Linked DNA regions of Homo sapiens: region 1 is linked to region 2. Evidence: read pairs that join two places in POLR2A ChIA-PET (ENCODE). Cell type or tissue: GM12878. All regions are shown on one strand. Each heading gives the region's core, and the rest is flanking DNA. Links, peaks and the distances in the headings are about the cores only.

Evidence for each region. Peaks named below come from ENCODE experiments on the same cell type or tissue, not always from the same donor. Only the 100,000 strongest peaks of a DNase experiment are listed, where the experiment ranks them.
Region 1: POLR2A ChIA-PET joins it to region 2 with 5 read pairs; 1 of 35 experiments calls an interaction of 5 or more read pairs at or near these places.

Annotation. Positions count from the first base shown.
Region 1 is chr1:213,072,286-213,078,975 of GRCh38, forward strand. RPS6KC1 (ribosomal protein S6 kinase C1) reads left to right here. Exons shown (of 15, transcript NM_012424.6): 3 at 5,411-5,531. Among named protein-coding and RNA genes, the nearest start is that of RPS6KC1, 24 kb to the left of the region's middle. In GM12878, for the core only: no CTCF peak of the experiment used is centred there; a DNase peak (open chromatin) is centred at 3,706; H3K4me3 peaks cover 266 bases.
Region 2 is chr1:212,930,011-212,936,700 of GRCh38, forward strand. No RefSeq gene overlaps it. Among named protein-coding and RNA genes, the nearest start is that of VASH2, 17 kb to the right of the region's middle. RefSeq lists an enhancer at 1-182. In GM12878, for the core only: no CTCF peak of the experiment used is centred there; no DNase peak of the experiment used is centred there; H3K4me3 peaks cover 140 bases; H3K27ac peaks cover 372 bases.

The DNA of each region.
Region 1 (6,690 bases), core at 1,843-5,842, 140 kb after region 2:
TGGCCCCAGGTTTAGATAATATTTAAATTTTATACATTATCATTTCTGGCTATGTCTGATTTCATAGTTGTTTTTGTCCTATGATTTAAAACAGATATATTTTTATACAAAAATTAGCTGGGCATGGTGGCAGGCACCTGTAATCCCATCTACTTGGGAGGCTGAGGTAGGAGAACTGCTTGAACCTGGGAGGCAGAGGTTGCAGTGAGCTGAGATTGCACCACTGCACTCCAGCCTGAGCAACAGAGTGAGACTCTGTCTCAAAAAAAAAAAAAAATAGATTTAATACTATTTTCCTGATGGGTTTTAAGACAATTCATTCCCTACCAGGAAACAGAAAGAATATTGTAATATTGTTATTTTGAAAGAAAAAAATGTATACATACATATATATGTATCAGTGAAAGTAATTTGCACCATTGATTAAAGTACTTTTCTGTCTTTACTTGTATCAATTGATGAGTGTGAACTATTCTTTAGATTTCTAGTTTACAACTCTTAAAATTGAAAATGGGTGTATTTCCTTTGAATGCATTGTCTGATTGCTGTGCTGTAGTTTGTAGCTTGATGTTCCCATTTTCCAGGGAGAATCCTGAACCAACCTATCCATGAACATACTCTCTGCCATTTTCTTAGTCCTTTTTTCGGGAAAACTCTTTTATAATAACAACTGTTGGTGAACCATTCATCTGAAAACTCTTGTAAGTGTCTTTTAGTTAGACAATTGCATGGTTCTTTGTTAGAAGTGGTATAAATTTTTAAAAGTTTTCTATTTAGTTGGCTTCTTAAAATATAGAATAATCTTGAAATTATAACAGTACTTTTTTTAGTTTCCCACTTAGTGTATTTAAACATTAGAATTCTCATTTGGGAGAGGAATTCACCACTTAGAGTTTGTTTTTCACTTCCTTTCACTTTCCCTCTCCATTAACTTATTCATTTGTTACTGCTTTAGACTATATAGTAAAGCTTCACAAGGGCTATTGAGGACTAGATGTACTGATAGTTTAACAAAATGTAGGGCTAGTAATACGCTAGCCTTATAAAATAGGAGAAATTTTGTTGTTTTTCTTTTATATATACCTTGGCACATGCCACCACATCAGTGTTTTCTTCCTAAGAATGCTAAAAGATCTGTGGCCTGTCATTCAGTAGATTGTGTAGAACATGAATAGACAGCAGAAAAGTGAAGAAGAGATGGTTTTGCTCCCCCTCACCCTTTTTTAAACAAATTAACCTGTACCTGTTTCTCTCTACAGGTAGGATATTTCACTGGTGAAATTTGGGAAAGGAAAAGAACTGAAACAGGACTTTCTATGTATTATGTCAGAAATCTCTAACTTTTAAATCCTTTTTTAAAAAATAGTTTTATTATTTATTTATTATTTATATTATTTATTTATTTCTTGAGATGGAGTCTCGCTCTGTCACCCAGACTGGAGTGCAGTGGCATGATCTTGGCTCACTGCAACCTCGGCCTCCCGGGCTCAAGTGATTCTCCTGCCTCAGCCTCCTGAATAGCTGGGACTACAGGTGCCCACCACCACACCTGGCTGATTTTTGTATTTTTAGTAGAGACGGGGTTTTACCATGTTGGCCAGGCAGGTCTCAAACTCCTGACCTCAGGCGATCTGCTCATCTCGGCCTCCCAAAATGCTGTGATTACAAGCGTGAGAAAAAATCATTTTAGAAAATAGGTACACACTCAGAAATATATCGGGAAAGGAAAGGCTCTTGAAAAGAGGGAAAATAAAATCCATAAGCAAATAGTGTGGTAGTGATGTTGGTTGTAAGAAGAGATAATCCAGCAAATTTTAAATATTAAAACTATGTGAGCGTGAAAAGGACAAAGTTAATTCAATTGGTGGTTCTGTAAAATACAGGAATCTAAAAAGTTTTTGGTGTTATTAAGTGTAATTATCTGAAAAGGAAACATTTATGTAGAAAATATTTAAGGGAATGTTTTTAAAATTAAGCTTTTATTTGTATGTTTTATATGGTTGTCACTGAATTAATATTTCATTGAGACATTTTCTTCAGAGTGACTTTAATAAATAAGAAACTTATGGAGACTTGGTTCAATAAAGAAAGAGGTTGTTATAGACCTATTTTTTCAATGGGAAAGTATTGAACATTAATTAGAGAAAATAATTTCTAAATGTGTCTCTGAGGACTTTGTGTAGTCCAGATATGAACATCAGTACTTGCTGTTGTAGTGGAAGTATATCTTTGTTCACTTTTGTATTTTGAAGATTTCTGGAAACCTCAGAACTTAGAAGGAGTAAGAAGAAAAGGAGGCAGTGGATGTGACATTTTGCGATGCTGTTAGGTATTTTGGTTCTGCAGCCCTAGAGTTGAGAAGAAGGAATATAGGATTGAATAAATTAGGGCATGGTGAAGAAACACAGATTCTCACCTGGGGGGTTCTAATTCTTGCTCTGACAGACTATCTACTGGTTCATATACCATGGTATTTTAATAATTATTATGATTAAATTGTTAAATTTTGCTCCTTAAGTTTGTCTTGCAGTATTTAAAAATGACTTAACTAGAATAAATTTTTTTTTTTTTTTTTTTTTTTTTTTTTTACGGAGTCTCGCTCTGTCACCCAGGCTGGAGTGCAGTGGCATGATCTCAGCTCACTGCAAACTCCGCCTCCCGGGTTCATGCCGTTCTCCTGCCTCAGCCTCCCTAGTGCTGGGACTTCAGGCACCCACCACCACGTCCAGCTAATTTTTTGTATTTTTTGTAGAGATGGGGTTTCATTGTGTTAGCCAGGATGGTCTCAATCTCCTGACCTCATGATCCGCCCGCCTTGGCCTCCCAAAGTGCTGGGATTACAGGCGTGAGCCACCACGCCCGGCCTAGAATAAAAATTTTATCTGCAAATCTAATTGTTTCCATGAGCTACAGTCTTTTGAATAACTCATGTCCAGGTCATAATGACCTTAACCTTACGTAATGTCCAGTTTATAATGACATTTACCTTATATAAGGTACTGCTTACATAAGCCCATCAACCATTTCTCCTTTAATTCCTTGGCAATGTCGTATGATTGTAATTTGATATATTTTTAAAATATAAAAATAACAATTTTTTGTTCCCATCATTTCATTGTTAGAATCCTCACATCTCACTGCGTATGCTGAGAAACCTTTCCTGAGTGATTACTGCCTATCTGCTACTGATCTTTTAATCTACAAGCTAATAGATCCTGCTCAGTTTTTGCTCTTCAACCCTAAACCTATCTCACTGAACAGCTCCAAGCAGCTCCCTCACGAGCTCCTAAGTCAAATGTGTTGAAAATTGAACCTCTTTCTTGCCTCAGAACTGCTGCTGCTTCCTTAGTGTTCACTTCAGGGCATGGCACCACCATTCTGTAGCAAAACTTGCTACACAGCTATTTATTCTTCAGTGTTCTTCAGTTTATTTATCATTTTAGGCAAATACTGAGTATGTACTTTTGTTTAAAAATTGCCTAAATTAATTGTCTTCATTTAGTAATACATACTTAGCATCTCACTCTTCTTTTAGAAACTTCACCCCCGGTGCCCTCCCCTTTTATTTTATTTTTGTCAGTCTACTGACCACTTCCCTTCAGGACTCTCTAAGGTAGTACTTTTTGTGAAGCCTTCTCAGACATACAAGGCTGATTTAGGTACTACATCTACAGCACTCTTGGACTGCCCCTCTCAGCATTTTTCAAGCCGTCTTATGATGATGTTGTCTTGTGATGTGTTGGCTTATTCTTCCTAACTAGACTGTGAACTCTTTGAAGGCAGGACCTGTATTTCCCTTCTCTTCATACTTTGTAAGAATATGATGCTTAGTGGAAAGTAGGGCCATAGAAATATTTGTTTGGTGACTCTTTTTGTTGTTGAGTAAATGAACAGGGAACATCAGGAGGAACAAGGGAAGCATCAGGAGGAAGCAGTTTTTAAAAATTAATTCATATTATAGTCTGCCTAGCCTCCTAGGATTATAACTGTATTAAAAACAATAAACATTAATTAAGGTAGAATTTTTGGCAGCATGAAAAAGTTTGCTGAAGAGTTTTATACATACAGAGGGTAGGTTTTTTGGCAGGAATCTCTTAAATCACACCTGGTTACCTGCTTGACCTGTTATTTGCTCATTAGCATTATACTCTATTGTATATGAAAAACTTGTTAGAAAACTTTGTTAGAACTGAGATGATTAAGTTTTTCAGAAGACCCCAGTATCTGAAGTAATGGGATTTAAAACTCAATTTTACTCTATTTTCTAGAGATTGAGGGGCTGAATCTGTGATATCAAGGCCATGTTTCAAATCCTTTTTCTTTACAAAGTGGTTTTTTTTTTTAGATATAATCTGAGTAAGGTTAAATAATAATTCAGACTAATGAAGGAAAACACACTTTTTTACATGTCGTCTAATCTAGATGATATTTTGTTTTTTAAAAATATACTAATTTTAATGATGTTCTGGTCAGGATTCAGCTTGCCTGCAGACATCTTATTACTAGTGTGAATTAAGATTTATGACATGAAAGTCCATGTTAATTGCTTGCTGCATAGCTACTTCTTCAGTGTTACTCAGTTTATCCTTTTTTTTTTTTTTGAGACAAGAGTCTTACTCTGTTGCTGAGGCTGGAGTGCAGTGGCACTGTGTCGGCTCACTGCAACCTCTGTCTCCTGGGTTTAAGCAGTTCTCCTGCCTCAGCCCCCCGAGTAGCTGGGATTACAGGCGTCCACCACCACACCCTGCTAGTTTTTATATTTTCAGTAGAGATGGGGTTTCACCATGTTGGCCAGGCTGGTCTTGAACTCCTGAGCTCAGGTGATCCACCTGCCTTGGCCTCCCAGAGTGCTGGGATTATAGGCGTGAACCACTGCGCCCGGCCAGTTTATCCTTTTAGGCAAATACCGAGTATGTACTTTTGTTTAAAAATTGCCTAAATTAATTATTTTGTCTTTATAAATACATTATTTTGAGAAAGGATACATGTTTTGACATCTAACTCATTTGCAGGCCAATTGTAATTGGTTTTTGAAGAGATGAAGTGACATTTTATATAGTATAAATCTTCTCCATACTGGGTTGAATATTTTTCCAGTATGAATAAAACCATACTTGTTTAAAATGAAAATTTGAAACCAAAACAGAATAGTTTGAGGAAGAATTGCCGCTTTATATGTAATATATTTTTACTTTATTTTATTTTATATTATTTTCCTGGTCAGCAGGAATCTGCCTTATATTTTTAAAGCAAATATTATTAGTTAATTTCAGTCAGTTAATCATATTGTTTAGGACATGTGTTTGCCTTTGCATGACAATTTTGAACACTTTAATGAAAGGATTATTTGTTGTTCAGATATCTGAACCTAAATGGTTATGAGATACATGTTTAATTTTTTTCTCTCTAGATAATTGTATGGAAGAGATACAGTGATTTTAAGAAACTACACAAAGAACTATGGCAAATTCACAAAAACTTATTCCGACATTCAGAGTTGTTTCCTCCATTTGCTAAAGGAATAGTGTTTGGTAAGTGATTATTTTGAAATTGTAATTTAAAAAAATAATTAATTTTGTATATATACTGAACTCTAACATAACTACACTATGAAGTCAGAAGCCCTTTTACTTATTGAGATAATTCATATTGTTCAACAGCACTTGAAATTGTCTTTTCTTGTTCTTGTTATAGTTTTGTGTACCCAGAATATATTTACTCTTCCTATCTATGAAACAAAACAACTTCAGTTCCAACCAACCAAATAAAAAACCCTGTAGGAACATAAGAAAAGGTGATATTCAGTTATTCTTATAGTTTTAAAATTCTTTCTTTTTTTAAATTAAGTCTCATTTTGTATGTTTCCCTGACACTTTGCTTATAGTATGAATGGTGTGGTTTTCTAGTATTTGCTTCTTGCAACTTCTTTTTGATACCTTAGTATTCTTTTTTTTTTTTTTTTGCCTCATCAGTTTTCAAATACCTAGGTAACAGTATTTTATATTAAAGTTTCTGTGTCAAAATAATTGGTGTAGTTTCTGTCCCCTGTCTGGATTTTGACTGGAAGTATAGAATATTCATGTTTTTTTTCTATAACTCTAACGTAAATGTTCTTATATGGACAGAATTTTTTTGAAATGGAGTCTCATTCTGTCACCTAGGCTGGAGTATAGTGGCACGATCTTGGCTTACTGCAGCCTCCACCTCCTGGGTTCAAGTGATTCTCCCGCCTCAGCCTCCTGAGTAGTTGGGATTACAGGCGTCTGCCACCACACCTGGCTAATTTTTGTATTTTTAGTAGAGATGAGGTTTCACCATGTTGGCCAGGCTGGTCTCAAACTACTGACCTCAAGTGGTCCGCCCGCCTTGACCTCCCAAAGTGCTGGGATTACAGGCATGAGCCACTGTGCCCGGGCCAGAACATTTTATCCTATTACTTTTTGCAACCAATTTCTGCATATGTAATTGCAGAGTCAAGGTATATGCACATTTATTTTTCAAACTAGACAATTTTTTTTCAGGTTATGAAAGTAGTATATGCAAATAACTCAGGTGGTACAGAAAAATACTTAAAACGTAAAGAGAAATTCAGCAATAATACCATCTCCTAGATAGTATAATATTTTGGCATATTATTCTAGACTCTGTATCAGTGTGTGTGTATGGTGTATTTTTGTGCTTATTAATATG
Region 2 (6,690 bases), core at 1,235-5,234:
AACTTACAGAAAAGAGGCAAGAATAAGAATAGTACAAAGAACACCCATATACCCTTTACCCAGTTGCAAATATCATGCCCCTTTTTCTCTATATATTTCAGTGTGTATTTCCTACGACTAAGAATATTCTCTTATATCACCAATGTCGTTAATAAATGGATAGTTATTAGTTAACATGGATACAATACTTTTAATCTAATCTAATATGTATATTTCAATTTTTGTCAATTGATCAAATAATATCATTTATATTTTTTCCTGCAGGTCAGGATCCAGTCTATGGTTATCTATTACATTCAGTTATCTCTCTTCAGTCTTCTTCAGTTTGAAACATTTCTACAGCTTTTGTCTTTTATTGCAGTGACAGTTTTAAAATATGCAGTTTTGGGCTGGACGCGGTGGCTCATACCTGTAATCCCAGCACTTTGGGAGGCCGAGGTGGGTGGATCACGAGGTCAGGAGATCAAGACCATCCTGGCTAATACGGTGAAACCCCGTCTCTACTAAAAATACAAAAACTTAGCTGGGTGTGGTGGCGGGTACCTGTAGTCCCAGCTACTCGGGAGGCTGAGGCAGGAGAATGGCGTGAACCCAGGAGGCGGAGCTTGCAGTGAGCCGAGATCGCACCACTGCACTCTCTCCACACTGGCATTGTACTCTACACAAGGATCTTCCCTTTTTCCCAATTTATTTATTTATCCATTTATAACCAATATGGACTTATGAATTCCTATTTTTTTCCCAATGATTTGTAATTCATTACTGTTGTTATTTTGTACTGAAAGTGTCCCAGATTTGAGCAGTGGAAGCTAACTCTTTGTCCTTCTGCCTTTGTGAAATGCCCTTATTATTTTTTAAGCAGCTAATTTCTGACAGAATAAGATTGTGATAGTTAATTTTGGGTGTCAATTTGACTGGGATAAGTGATGACCAGATAGCTGATAAAATATTATTTCTGCGTATGTCCATGAAGTTATTGCTGGAAAATACTATCATTTGAATCAGTGAACTGAATAAAGCACCTGGCCCTTTTCAATGTGGGTAGCATCATCCAATCCTCCGAGGGCCTGAGTGAAACCAAAAGTTAGAGGGAAGGTGAATCTTCTGTCTCTGTTTGAGCTGAGTCATTCATTGTTTCCTGCCCTTGGATGTCAGTGCTCCTGGTTCCTGGACTTTTGGACTCAGACAGGGACTTAGACTATCAGCTCCGCAATTCTCAGGCCTTCCGACTCGGGCTGAATTATACCACTTGCTTTACCTGTTTGCCAGCTTGCAGACAACAGAGCACAACAGAGCATGGGACTTCTTGACCTCCATAACCATGTGAGCCAATTCTTATAATAAATAGCCTCTAATATTATCTCTACATAACCTGTTGGTTCTTTTTCTCTGGAGAGCCCTAATACAAAGGCAATCTGGGTTCATCTTGTATTTACCCTGCACCAGCCATGGAACTGGCCATTTCTTTTTTTTTTTTTTCTTGAGATGCAGTCTCACTCTGTCGCCAGGCTGGAGTGCAGTGGCACAATTTCGGCTCACTGCAACCTTCACCTCCCGGGTTCAAGCAATTCTCCTGCCTCAGACTCTCGAGTGGCTGTGACTACAGGCGCCCACCACCATGCCCGGCTAATTTTTGGATTTTTAGTAGAAATGGGGTTTCACTATGTTGGCCAGGCTGGTCTCAAACTTCTGACCTTGTGATCTGCCTGCCTTGGCCTCTCAAAGTGCTGGGATTAGAGGCGTGAGACTGCGCCTGGCCCTCGAAATGACCATTTCACCAAGGAGCCCTGGGTTTTGTTTTGTTTTTTGACAGCTGGGGAATGGTATTTAAAAACCAAAGTATGGGTTCCAGGCTTGCTCATTGCTACTAGAGCATCTTTGCTTCTTGGCTGTTTCAGCATATGGCACTAGTAAATGTACATATATAATACATACAAACATGCATAAATATGTAGATAAATACATGCATATATACATATTTTAGAAATGAGTTCTTATCAATACCTACAACTCCAATTCATCCTACAGGGTTTCTTTTTTTCTAAATTTTAAATTCCTTTAAAAATTTGTTTCCGCTGCTTGACTCAGAGCCACAGGGTTTTGTTTTTTTTGTTTCCCCTCATTCCATATTTGTATATCTCTTCTTCCATAGTGAGAACACTGTCTCCCAACAATATCAATATATTTATTTATTTGTTCAATCCTATAAGACATCTCGAATAGTCTCAGAATTATGCAACCTCTTTTTTTAAATGTATTTTTTTCATATAAAAACCCCGTAACGGGATGCAGCCTCTTTTGAACACACTCTTTTTATGTCTGTGGAATTTCCCACCATGTGAGTCTTTTTTCCCTAAGATAAAATCTAAAAAACTCCCTTCCCAGTCTTCTTTGTAGGTAGGGCACAAATAAGTTACCTGGGTTCCACCAGTTAACTTCACCTGTGTGGGATGCTGGTCCACAACAAAGCAATGGGAGGAAACAGGCTCTGCCCTAAACATCTATTTATCTGGTGAGAATGGCCGATGGCTGAAAAGTCTGGAATTCAGAGTCCACTGAGTGTGTTAGGTGGAGCTCTATACAGAAATGGCATTGGAGGTGGCAGCAAGGGCCACTCCAGCAAAGTCAATTTGGAGGCAATGCAAGTTGTGTGGTCTAGAATCAAAGGTGGTAACAGAAATTCCTCATCAGTCCAGTGCTGAAATGTGGTTTTGGATATTGACCTTGGAAGCTTAGCCTAAAGCATAGTTCTCTAGTCCTACCAGAAATTCTGTGAGCTACTCAGCATTCTTTAATAAATATTTTTTTTTCCTACGTGGGCAAACAGAGTCAGCTTTGATACTTATTATGAAGAATTCTGCCCCATAATTTTTTCTGATCATGGGTCATTTTCCTCTAAAAATTTTACATTTGTTTTTCTTTAGTTTATTGTTATTATTTTTTTCGTTGAGACAGGGTCTCACTCTGTCACCCAGGCTAGAGTGCAGTGGCACCATCACAGCTCACTGTAGCCTCAACCTCCCCAGGCTCAGATGATCCTCCCACCTCAGCCTCCCGAGTAACTGGGACTACAGACATGCACCACCACGCCCAGCTAATTTTTGTATGTTTTTTTGTAGAGACAGTGTTTCACCATGTTGCCCAGGCTGGTCTCAAACTCCTGGGCTCAAGCAATGTGCTTGCCTTGGCTTCCCAAAGTGTTGGAATTATAGGCATGAACCACCACACCCAGCTTTGTTTTTCATTTAAATAATTAACTCACCTATAATTTTAAAACTTTCTTTCTTTTTTTTTTTTTTTTTTTGAGATGGAGTTTTGCTCTCGTTGCCCAGGCTGAGTGCAATGGTGCAATCTTGGCTCACTGCAATCTCCGCCTCCTGGGTTCAAGTGAATCTCCTGCCTCAGCCTCCCAGGTAGCTGTGATTATGGGAATGCACCACCATGCCTGGGTAATTTTGTATTTTTAGTAGAGATGGGGTTTCACCATGTTGGTCAAGCTGGTCTCAAACTCCTGGCCTCAGGTGATCCACCTGCCTTGGCCTCCCAAAGTGCTGGGATTACAGGCATGAGCCCCCCTAGCCTTCAACTTTTTTTCTTAAGGCTATGTCTTAACCAAGGTTCCCTAAAACTTGCTTCTCAAAGTGGGGTCCTCAACTAGCAGCATCTGGGAGAGTTATTAGAAATGTAGATGCATAGGCCTCACCCCAGACTCACTGAATCAGAATCTGCATTTTAATGAGCCCCCTAGGGGATGCAAAATTTGAGAAACACTGCCCTAAAAATAGAGCCTGAAGCAAGGATTAAGTGCTGATGCTTTATTTGGGGGGTGTTAACTCAGAATAACAAGAGTAGGAAAAAAGAGAACTGAGGCAAGGAAAACTGGAAGCATGCATGGTGGTGGGTTTCTATTCTGGCCTCTTCTTTATAATGAGCCTCAAAAGACACTGCAGGTTGCTTGGCAGTTGTGCACACTTGACCATGTGGCAAGTGTTTGGACAGGCTGTATGGAGAAACCCTGCCTAAGAGAAATCCACCAATGGAGGTAGGTGAGGGAATTATCCTCATAAACCTCCCATCTCCTGTTTCCCAATGGTTGCTCCACAGGGAGTTAACCCTTATGCTTCTGGGTGACAACACTCAGACACTTTGGTGGCCATTCAGAAGCCAGATTACATATCCTGTTGCATAGTATTTTATCCAAGTGTGGAAGTGGCAGGAGGAGCCAGAGAGTACATCCACCAGCTAGTCACTCTGGTTATACAACAGCAGCCAGAGAGAAGGGCCTGGGCAGTGGGACTGGGTGGAGCTGGTTGGCTACAGCAGCAGTCAAGGCCAAGGAAATCTGAGAAGATGTCAGAAGACATATCCAATACAGCTTACCCGTTCACCAATCAGAAAAGTTGTGTGGTGTAACATGCCAATGGATAGGACCTTCTGTAAGCTTTAGATGGTGGTGCTGGTTGAAGCCCTGTAGACAATTAAAGCAAACCCATATATGCTATGCATATTGATTCTGGTAAAAATAAATCACTGCCCCAGAGTAGAAGGCATGCCTTTCCATTATAGATGGCTCCCACATTAGAATATAGAGCTGCCATTCCTTAAAATAAAATAAAATAGAATAAAAACTCTTTACCTCTTTTCTAAGAGAGGAAATACAAATCCATTTATTTATAAAGTTCCCTTTAAGGTTGTGGGCAGTTGCAATTTTCTGGAAGGCCTAATGGAAGAGACAGATGCATCAAGCTACAGAAGGCTTGATTCAAGCTACTGTTACTGGTCCTAAGGCTATAATTGATATTCATCATCTCCCTTCTCCACCACCCATGCTAGACTTCCTTCTTGTCCAACACTTCAGCTGATTCATCTAGATTGGTTGCCTGATTGGATGATCTTCGTATCTAGGGGAGGAGATGGGGATCTGAAGCTCTTAGTTGAATAGCCCTTATTGAGTTATAATTGCTTTACCAGGAGTGGAACAACTAGGAGGTATCTCAGTGAATCCCCTGGATTTCCTGCAATCCAAGAGGAATAATCCAGGCTGCTAAAGGTTTTATAATTTTTTTGGAGACAGGGTCTTGGTCTGTTGCCTGGGTTGGAGTGCAGTGGCATGATCATGGCTCCCTGAAGCCTTGCACTCCTGTTCTCAAGCGATCCTCCTGCCTCAGCCTCTTGAATGGCTAAGACTATAGGTGTGCACCACCATGCCCAGCTAATTTTTTAATGTTTCTGTAGAAACAGGGTCTCACTATATTTCCCAGGCTGGTCTTGAACTCCTGGGCTCAAGCAATCCTCCCATCTTGGCTTCCCAAAGTGCTGGGATTACAGGCTCATTCATGAGTCTCCACACCTGGCCAATTATTATAATTATTGTACTTTAACTCCTTTCTTTGCCCACCGACTTGCGGTGCTTAAGGCAGCCAGGTAAGTAGTTACAGATTCCAGGTCAGTGGAACCTCAGTGTGTGCCCTCACAGAGATATCTCCTGGGAAACCAGAACTTCTAACACAACAGAGTCCAAAGTTCCGGAAACAAAAAGCAAAAATTCCTCAAATGTATCACTGGGTATAATAGTGAAAGGGGCCACTTCTACTTCCATCCCTTGGTTTCTGGATTCATTCTTTCTAGCCATTACAGATTAGTACCATATATTGGTCTTTATTTCAAAGTGTATAATAACCTGGAGGACTGTGCCACAACCCTGTGAGATGTTGTCGCCTCGCTTTGCCTTATCTGAGTCTCAGCAGGCTTTTCCACGATATTATCAGGTCAGCTGCTCTTGCATGTGTGGTACATGGTAAGGCCAGTAGACCACGGTCATCAGCCCATTTTCATTCCCTCTTTCACCATAAAATAGCTCTCCTGTTTGGAGGAAGTGTTACATGGGTTAATATGTCAATGGATAAGGTGTCTATGAGCTCTCAGATGGTGGTACTTCTGAAGTCTCTGGCAGGAAAGGCAAACCCATGTATTATGTTTATATTAACATATGTGTTTATATCTTACCCCTTCTGTTTCTACCTCACCCCTTGGTAGGGTGACCATAGGTGTCAGTTTGATTGGGATGGTCCTGGTTTACACCCACTGGTATTTACCCATTGTTCCTGTGTAATCATGACTAGCATTCCTTTTTGCTCTCAACAGTGACCAAATTTGGAGAATAAATTCTGTGGTTACCCTTCCCCTAGGAACACCATGCTATGTTAGCCGAGCACCATGAGTCCCTGCAGAGAAGGTCATCCTGATTGCCCCTCTACCTTGCTGTCTGTTGTGGTAAGTATGGCTGCCTTGTCCTTTATGGTGAAGTGCTCCCACCTGGCCCCTGCAATTCTGGGATTTTTATCATCTCCACTAACAATAGGAAACCCAGTTTCATAGCAGTCTTTTCCTTACCAACAACTCTGGACTACAAGGAGAGCAAGTACAACCCAACCCAACGCCTCCAAAAGCCTCCTCAATAGTGCATTCTTTTTTTTTTTCTTTTGAGATGGAATCTCGCTCTGTCGCCCAGGCTGGAGTGTAATGTGGCATGATCTCGGTTCACTGCAACCTCTGTCTCCTGAGTTCAAGCAATTCTCCTGCCTTGGTCTCTTGAGTAGCTGGGATTACAGGAGTGTGCCACCACACCTAGCTAATTTTTATATTTTCGGTAGAGACAGGTTTTTGCCATGTTGGCCAGGCTTGTCTTGA